Regions from separate parts of the Homo sapiens genome. Here region 1 is linked to region 2. A link is an interaction called in ENCODE POLR2A ChIA-PET data of the cell type or tissue named here. Cell type or tissue: B cell. All regions are shown on one strand. Links, peaks and the distances in the headings refer to the core of each region. The heading gives the core; the rest is flanking DNA.

Region 1 (2,500 bases), core at 1-2,500, 220 kb after region 2:
ATAATTCTAGTGCTTTGGGAGGCCAAGAGTTTGAGGCCAGCATGGGCGACAGGGAGAGACCCCATCTCTATGAAAAATTTTAAAAATTAGTTGGGCTTCTGCTTGAGACCAGGAGTTGAGACTGGAACCACTTTGTCTCCATTCAATCCAAGTTTTCCTGGATGGAGGTGACTCTCTTTTTGGGGGTGACACAGTGACCCAGGCTCCTTCCCTCCTTGTTCCTGCCATCTTCAGCTCATGCCTGCAAGGTGGTCCTGAGGACAATCTCCAACCACCAGGTTATCTCTTGAAGCGTGCCTCTGTGGAGGGAGAGGGTCTTGCTTTTGGCTAAATTTGCCACCTCTTATTTCTTAAAACCACGTCTCACTCCCTTGGTGTCTCTCTGTAACTGAGGCTTAGAAGCTCCTTGTTCATTCTTTGGACTCTTTCTCAGTCCCTTTGTCTACAAGGGAAACAGAGCCATCAGCAGAGGCCAGTCTGGGGGTTATAAGGGGCGTCGGGATTCAGGCCACAGGTCCCCCCATGAATGGACAGAATAGAAGCTGTGACTATGCTTGATGTGAGGGGAAGAATGGCCAAATGCCTGAGGTGATCATTGTTTCTTAATTTAGAATTCGTATATTTATTTTAAAAAGGACTTGACTGGGTGTGGTGGCTCCCAGCACTTTGAGACACCAAGGTGGGAGGATCGCTTGAGGCCGGGAGTTCAAGACCAGCCTGGGCAACAAAGTGAGATGCCCATGTCTAATTTAAAAAAAAGAAAAAGGAAATCACCATATGAAAGTTTATAACCTGTTTCTGAAAGTAAAGAATTTAGCCGTCATGGGGGCGGGGGGAAGAGGCTGGAAAAGAGATTGGGCAGGACTCTTTAGCTGCAGGTGACAGGAACACAGTGCGTGTAGCTTAAGGTGAAGTGGGGAGCTCGGGTTAGGTTATTGGGGGACAGGCAGAAGGGAAGACCTGCAGGAGCCAGGACAGCCCTGGGACCATCAGGGACTCCCTGCTCTGAGCAGCCCCTCTGTGTCCTGGCCCCAAGTCAGAAAAAAGCCTCTGGGTATCAGTGGGTAGGTTCCCCCTCTCAGCTTTCTCCTCTGGCAGGAAGTTGCCTGCCACCATCTGTAGCCTAGGTTTTGAAAACAGAGTTTTAAAAAGAGAAGTTTTGGGGTTGTAACCTGGCCCCAAAGGGTAGCGTTTTGTAACCTACTTACTGTTTTTTTTTAAAAAAAATGCTATTGCCAGTTCAAAGAAATCATGACTGGTTTCTTAGAAAAGCACTTGTTTGAAAAAAAAAAAAAGCCAAAGAAGCCTTTCTCATGGTTTCCTCTCTCTTTCCTTCTAGTTGCTTCAAATATAGTCCTGTGTTTGGTCCCCCAGTATAATGACTGTTTTCAGGCCCCTTGTGAGCATTCAGAACAGGGTGCATTAACCAAATCTAGTTGGACAGCGTTGGTTTTCTCCCGTCTAGTGCAAGCTTTAATGCCAAGCTTTCTACTTAGGACCTGTGAGGAAAAGACATTGGAATTTCTTGGGGCGTTGTCATTTGTCAAGGACTGATTCTTAAGTCTAGAATTTCAGCAAACAGCATGGATTGATTTTTTTACACTCCCTTCCCCCCTACAAGTTAAGATTTATTGAAGCAGAAAATGTAATCATACATTATGTCGACTTTGCTTTTTTTAAATTTTAGGTGTATTTTTGTACAATGGACATCCAATAAAACAGGTAGATGTCTTGGGAACTGTCATTGGAGTGAGAGAAAGAGATGCTTTCTACAGTTATGGAGGTAAGAACAATTGTGTCTGAAATGAAGTTGATGTAGAAGGCTGACCCTTCTGGGCTGAAAGTTGGATTTCAGCAGCCCCAGCCATTTAGAGTAGCTGGGGACCCTCACTAAGGGCATGTACTTTCTCTATGGGGTGCCCCTTATAGCCCCAGACACGGGCTAAGAATAAAATGAGGCAACGGGTAGGAATGATACTGATGAATTCAGTGAAGTGACAGCTGCTGAGGTGCTAAGAAGTGGAAGAATTAAAATACAGCCCCCTATGAGCATCGATGGACGGGCAGGGGGGCACCTGATGCCAAAGGGTATATCTGTAAATAGCAAAGCGTGGTAATATGTGGTTATGTGGATCACTTTAAAAAGCGAAGACCAGATTAATGTTAAAGTAGATTCTTTAACAACACAGGAAGATGTGAAAAATAATTTTAAAATATTTATATCCAGAACAGTTAACAAAAAGCCTTTTGATACCCAAAGGGGTAAATACCCATTATCAGAAAGTTTATTTTCCCTCATGATGGAAGCTTAATAAAGGGTTTCTATATTTTGGACACCAGAGAATTGCTCAAATGTGATTTTAGTGTAATAGGTCTTTCTTTTTTCATTGAGTTGATTTTTAAGCATTTAATACATTGCCTTGTACAACTCCAAGCTTCTCTATAATCAAGAGCCCAAGCTAGATATTTTGTGGGAAACTTAACTTTAAATTCCAAACCT
Region 2 (6,492 bases), core at 3,635-6,134:
TAACTTTCAAAGCTAAAACAACCTTTATAAAGTCATCTATTGAAAGAGAGAAAAATATCCTTACATGTTTTTTTTTAATCTCAAAGTACCTAAATGAACCAAACTATGAGGCTCTGATTAGTATTCAGATTGGAATAATGGAACAAACCATTGCTGTTTTAGATAAGGTAAGTCTCAAAGACGTTGGTTATTATATCCTAACAGTTGTAAATCATTTGAGCAAAGTAATAGTGTTTCAAATCATGAATTTACCTAGACCCTAATAAAATCTTGGTTATTTACTAGTATTCATGAGGTAATTAAAAGTCCCTAAGTAGTATCTTTGCAACCGCAACTAATGAAATAAAATTAAGCACTTCCTTTAATATTAGAATTAACCCCTGGGGACATATCTGAGTGTAAGTGGATTTTCTATTTTACATTAGGTTAGGATTTATGTAATAGGAGTGTTGGTAGTCTTTCCTTGGCATTGGAAAGGTTTTATTTAATCATCACTGAATAAAAATGGTCAGTTTTTATTATGTAGCATATATTAGAAACAAAGCAATCTCAAGCTTTTAAAATATTCTCTCAGTTTAAGAATATACAAAATGTTTTTTCTAAAATTTGTTATTAACATACCATTCTACCTTTCAACAAATAACTCGAGTGCCTACTATGCCAGGCACTACAGATATGGCGGTAAGATGTTATCTTAATGATGATAATGTATTTAAAATATAAGAATAATGTCTTTATAGGATAAATTACATTTTTCAAAATTAATTTTGTGGGGTGTCATGGGAACAAAAATTTCAGATGCACAAAAAGAATGTGGAAAACTGCAAGAAACTACTCAAAAAACTTGGAAAGTTCAGCAATCAAAAAGATATAGCAAATTATGCCCTAAGCTGCAATCTACGAGAAGAGTTGGTAGCTGTCTCAGAGAGAAAAGACATCTGTAATGCAATGGGTAAGCATGCTTTTTTTTCTTTAACCAACTGTAGGTTTCTTTAAAAGTAATCAGTAATCCTAAAATGTATACAACAGTTAAAAAGCTATCAGCATTTCTTTAAAAATACATTGTTTAAAATAATTTCAACTTTTATTTTAGATTCAGGGAGTACATGTACAAGTTTGTTACTTAGGTATATTGTGTGATGCTGAGGTTTGGGGTACGGAATGATTCCGTCACACAGGTACTGAGCATAGTACCCCATAATTTTTCAGCCCTTCCTCCCTCCCTGCCTCCTCCCTCTAGTAGTCCCCAGTGTTTCTTTTCTTTTTTTTTTTTTTTTTTTTTTTGAGACAGGGTGTCCCTCTGTTGCCCAAGCTGCAGTGCAGTGGTATGATCTTGGCTCAATGCAACCTCCACCTCCTGGGCTCAATTGATCCTCCCACCTCAGCCCCCTCAAGTGCCTGGGACCACAGGCAGGAACCACCATGCCCGGCTAATTTTTGTATGTTTTGTAGAGAGTAGGTTTTGCCATGTTGGCCAGGCTGGCCTCGAACTCCTGAGCTCAAGAGATCCGCCCACCTCAGCTAACCAAAGTGCTGGGATTACAGGTGTGAGCCACCACACCTGGCCTCCAAGTGTTCCCTGTTACCATCTTTATGTCCATGAGTATCCACTGTTTAGCTCCCATTTATAAGTGAGAACATGTGGTATTTGGTTTTCTGTTCCTGTGTTAATTTGCTTAGGATAATGGCTTCCAGCTACATCCATGTTGCTGCAAAGGACATTATTTCATTCTTTTTTTTATGGCTGTGTAGTGTCCCATGGTGTATATGTACCACATTTTCTTTATCCAGTCCACTGTTGATGGGGCACCTAGGGTGACTCCATGTCTTTGCTTTTGTGATAGTGCTGCTGTAAACATACAAGTGCATATGCCTTTTTGCTACCAGCATTTCTTCCACATGTATGATTCTGAGTGCTGCTTCTGTATTTGAAAGTATTGATAAATAATCGAATTCCTTTATTCATTTTTGGGATAGGGTCTAAACTGACTTGTGAAAAGATTGTCAAAGAACGGTATGAAAACATGATGCAACAGCAGAAGTTAACAAATATTTCAAAACAACAAGCTGAACAGATTTCAATACTACAGACTGAAGTTGAAAGATTAAGAATGAAAACATTTCCTGCTCTTGTTCAAATGTAAAAACGCTGGCAGGAAAACACAAGGCCAAATCAATCATTTAAAAAATCATTTCATTTGGGTAAAATGATTTCCTTTTCTTTCTTACTGGGAAATTGAAGTAGCATGTCCTCTGAGTTGCATGTTTTAGATAAAAAATTGTTTAATTTTAGCCTTAATTGTATACAAATTTTTGTCCTGCATGAATAAATGTGTAAAATACCATGAATTGCTGTTTTTATTCAAGAATAAACAAGACTTGAAGTCAGAAAGTATTCAAGATCTATTTTACTCATTTAATCTGAGTTGGATCAAAGATATTTTCATAGTTATGGTATAGAAAGTCTTAAAAAGAAATTCTTTGCCAAACTAGCATTTCTAATTTTATGAAACTGTCAGAAAAGTTATGAGATTATGGGTAATTTTTATCTTTATGCTCTTCTGTTTCTCATTTTCTTCAGTAAGCATTTCTTTCATAATCAGAAAAAAATTACGAGAGTATTTAGATTATTCTCTGCTGCACCAATGAGAACAAGACAAATTGTTAGAGCTTTTTCCAAGCCTTGTATCATTTGTAAATTACAACATATTTTGGCCAGACACGGTGGCTCACGCCTGTAATCCCAGCACTTTGGGAGGCCGAGGCATGTGGATCACGAGGTCAGGAGATCTTGACTAACATGGTGAAACCCCATCTCTACTAAAAATAAAAAATAAAAATAAAAATAAATTAGCCGGGCGTGGTGGGTGGTGGCAGGCGCCTGTAGTCCCAGCTACTGGGGAGGCTGAGGCAGCAGAATGGTGTGAACCCAGGAGGTGGAGGTTGCAGTGAGCCGAGAATGTGCCACTGCACTCCAGCCTGGGCAACAGAGCGAGACTCCATCTCAGAAGAAAATTACAACATACTTTAGAGACATAATCTACATTTCTTTTATGTTGTAATAGAAAATTCAATTTTGTGCTTTACCCAATAGGGTTTAACCAACAGAAAAATACTTTCTTATTTCCATGAAGTAGTTTATCACTTTTAGATGGTGATAATTATATAATGAGATGAATAATTGGCCATAAAACTGCTTTGCCCTTCCATAACCTGTGGACTGCTGTCCACAGGGATCATGGACCACAATCTCCAAGTGATGTCACTGTCTCACTGTTCTGCAATTTATGAACTCAACGTTAAGTTTAATCCTCAGTACCATATCCAATATACACTGATGTAGATAAAGCAAGAGAGCTACTATAAAATCTTCTGTTTAGCAAAATAAATCTTTAGAAGATGTAATTGATCACCCACATAGTGATCTGTGCTGGATGGGGATGGTAAGGGAAATGATAGGACCAACACTTTGATGATTCCCCTCCTTTGTACTAGACGGACTCATGAAGTAGTCAGTTTGGCGTATTCAGTAGGGAAGTGCCCATGGGTACCATTTCCTACATCTGGGGTCCTTCAAAATTATCCCTGAGATGAGAGTTGTGGGGACAGACCCCAGGGTAGGGGTGCAAATACTTTATACTTAAGATGGTATTGCCAGAAGTTCTCTGTCCTGTTGGTTTGAGTCAACCATAGATGTACTAGACTTGATTTTTTTTACAATCTTTTCTGGTGACACAAACTCCATTTTCACCTAAGTTAGCTGTCTGGAGACTCCATTTGCTAGTAGTGCCACAAATTTCACTAGATAATGCTCTGTGGATTCCCAGGTCTTAACAAAGCAGCCGGCATCATTTCTATTTCTTAGTCATCAACCTTTGTTGACTCTGGCAATGTTCCTTGCTTGACTGCCTTACTTTGAGGCATGGATGGAGTGGGGCTTAGTGGGCACCTCTTGCCATCAAGCCCTATTCCAGAAGCCCTTTCAACGGGAGATACCTTCTGGTTTTGGGGCTTTGGAAGGACATGTGGGTCATGCACAGTAACTCCTCTCTTAATACTGTTCATGGTATTGACTCCTCTCAGCTTCTGCTGAACAGCAAATATATTCATATTTTATAGTCCTTTAAAATATTATTTATATTATCAACTAGTGATATAATTAACTGGATCAGACACAGTATGGCTTTATGCATAGGAATTAAAATTATAGGATCTATTCCTGGGCTTCAAATCTTGGCTCTGCCATTGGAGTTTTAAATAACCTCTTAATTTTGAAATAACTATCTTATATTTCTTCTTCTTTAAAACTGGAATATTCTAGTTTTTTAAAATTAAAAACAAGTGCTATGTTGTATTAGCTCTCATTTTTATAAGTAAAGCTGTCATAGTCAGTGGTTTTTAATAAAAGCATCCCATTAAATCCAACAGAGCAGCTGCTGTGCTGTTGGAACCTCAGCACCCAGTCAATGCCCTGGAAATCCCCATTACCATGCCCCTAAGCTTTCCCAGAACCAGAGTCTCGCTGATGCTGTATTTCCCCCAAGTGTATATATATGGGTGGCTCCAGGTGATGTGCCTGTCAGCAGTGGGCAGCTGCAGCCTCTGAGATCTGGAGAAATACCATAATGACCTACAAAATGCCAGCACCACCACAAGGGGCAACATTTCCCCTGCCACATTTAGGCCCCTGGTTGGCAGCAAGCAGTGATAAGAGGCTGGCTGATAAGCACTAGAACAGTAGAAGTCCACAGGGGTGCCCATCTAGGAATCCCAGTGCTAGAGGCAGCTCATATGATGTCTGGGCCAGTCTCCTCAGATTCATAAAGGCCAGCGGCACAGGAATTTGTGTATGTGGGCAGGGTAAGAGTTTACTGGCATGGCACTAACAATTAGAATGGACACAAAAGCAGGGCCCTGGCGTCTCCTGCTGTGCCAACCATTCAACACTGGTTAGATTATGTGGAGGGACTGGACTGAAAGTGGGATGTACTTGAGGGGGGTTCAGAGGAGTGCTAAACTAGTAGGGAAGTGCTTTTGAAAAAGCTAAGTAAAGCTGTTTTAACACTTAAAAGGACCCAAAAGCAGAAATCCAGAAAGCTCTTAAGAATGACTAGCAACTAAAACCAGGAAGCCACTGATCCATAAAATTCTCTCCTATCACCTCTGCCTTTCTCGGTAAGCACACTCACTGCCCTTAAGCATGTCAGCTCTGCTGCTTCCAGGTATATATACAACAGCTGCAGTCACAAAAAGAGATGGGCTTTCTTTTCCTGAGCTAAATTCCAAATTTTCAGAGACTGGCCCAGTTTGGGTCCTATCTCCATATATGGCCAAAATGATAGGTACAACTGTATAATTTGGCAGCAGAAACCCAACCTGTGGAGGTGGGTTCATAAATAGAATAACCAATCTAAATTTAACCCATTTCACAGATGAAGCTAGAAAGGCAAACAAATGCGAAGAACCTTATATGCCATGATACCTTCATGTGGGTGGGAGATAAGGAAATGTAGTTTTATAAGAAGTAGATGGTTTAGCCGGGTGTGGTGGCTCATGCCTGTAATCCCAGCACTTTGGGAGGCTGAGGCGGGCAGATCACCTGAAGTCAGGAGTTCAAGACCAGCCTAACCAACATGGAGAAACCCCGTCTCTACTAAAAATACAAAATTAGCCAGGGTGGTGGCTCATGCCTGTAATCCCAGCTACTCGGGAGGCTGAGGCAGTAGAATCACTTAAACCTCAGAGGCGGAAGTTGCGGTGAGCCAAGATCGTGCCATTGCACTCCAGCCTGGGCAACAAGAGCAAAACTCTGTCTCAAAAAAAAAAAGAAGAAGAAATAGATGGTTGTTTCACTAAATGATGAATATGCAAAACACATTTGAAGAGACAGGGAAGAATATGGTTTTGGACATATAAGTTTAATTACCTGCTAGACTATCAGATGGAAATATGTGGTAAATGGATGGAAACAAGGTACATAAACTTAGGAGGCAGAAATTTTTAAACTTTAGGGTTAGACATTCACCAGATTGGACAATTTTTAACATTTAAAATAAAACTTTTTGTCATAAAAAACAAATGTATTAAAACTAGTTTCCAGAACTGCCCAAATGACTTTTTAAACATGACTTAAATGTCGTTTTGACAAATCTATCCAAAATACTAATTTTCCTTTTAGAACTTAGTTTATAATTTATATATTAAAGTGCCCTTAATTGATATTCATTGGGATACCTTCCTCTGAGCCCTAATGGTTTTGGGAGGCCTAGGCGGTGGATCACCTGAGGTCAGGAGTTCGAGACCAGCCTGGCCAACGTGGTGAAACCCAGTCTCTACTAAAAATGCAAAAATTAGCCGGGCATGGTGGCGGGCGCCTGTAATCTCAGCTACTCGGGAGGCTGAGGCAGGAGAATTGCTGGAACCCGAGAGGCAGAGGTTGCAGTGAGTCAAGATCGCACCATCACACTCCAGCCAGGATGACAAGAGCGAAAC

Evidence for each region. ChIA-PET counts read pairs that join two places held together with the same protein. Peaks named below come from ENCODE experiments on the same cell type or tissue, not always from the same donor. Only the 100,000 strongest peaks of a DNase experiment are listed, where the experiment ranks them.
Region 1: POLR2A ChIA-PET joins it to region 2 with 5 read pairs; 15 of 35 experiments call an interaction of 5 or more read pairs at or near these places.

Annotation. Positions count from the first base shown.
Region 1 is chr10:103,909,810-103,912,309 of GRCh38, reverse strand. STN1 (STN1 subunit of CST complex) reads left to right here. Exons shown (of 10, transcript NM_024928.5): 3 at 1,688-1,783. Among named protein-coding and RNA genes, the nearest start is that of STN1, 7.1 kb to the left of the region's middle. In B cell, for the core only: no CTCF peak of the experiment used is centred there; a DNase peak (open chromatin) is centred at 1,019; H3K4me3 peaks cover 763 bases; H3K27ac peaks cover 2,289 bases.
Region 2 is chr10:104,125,791-104,132,282 of GRCh38, reverse strand. SFR1 (SWI5 dependent homologous recombination repair protein 1) reads right to left here. Exons shown (of 4, transcript NM_001002759.2): 4 at 5,900-6,492. It overlaps CFAP43 (cilia and flagella associated protein 43), which reads left to right. Exons shown (of 38, transcript NM_025145.7): 36 at 87-167; 37 at 799-952; 38 at 1,978-2,395. The coding sequence ends at 2,144. Among named protein-coding and RNA genes, the nearest start is that of SFR1, 6.9 kb to the right of the region's middle. In B cell, for the core only: CTCF peaks have their summits at 4,501 and 4,705; a DNase peak (open chromatin) is centred at 4,652.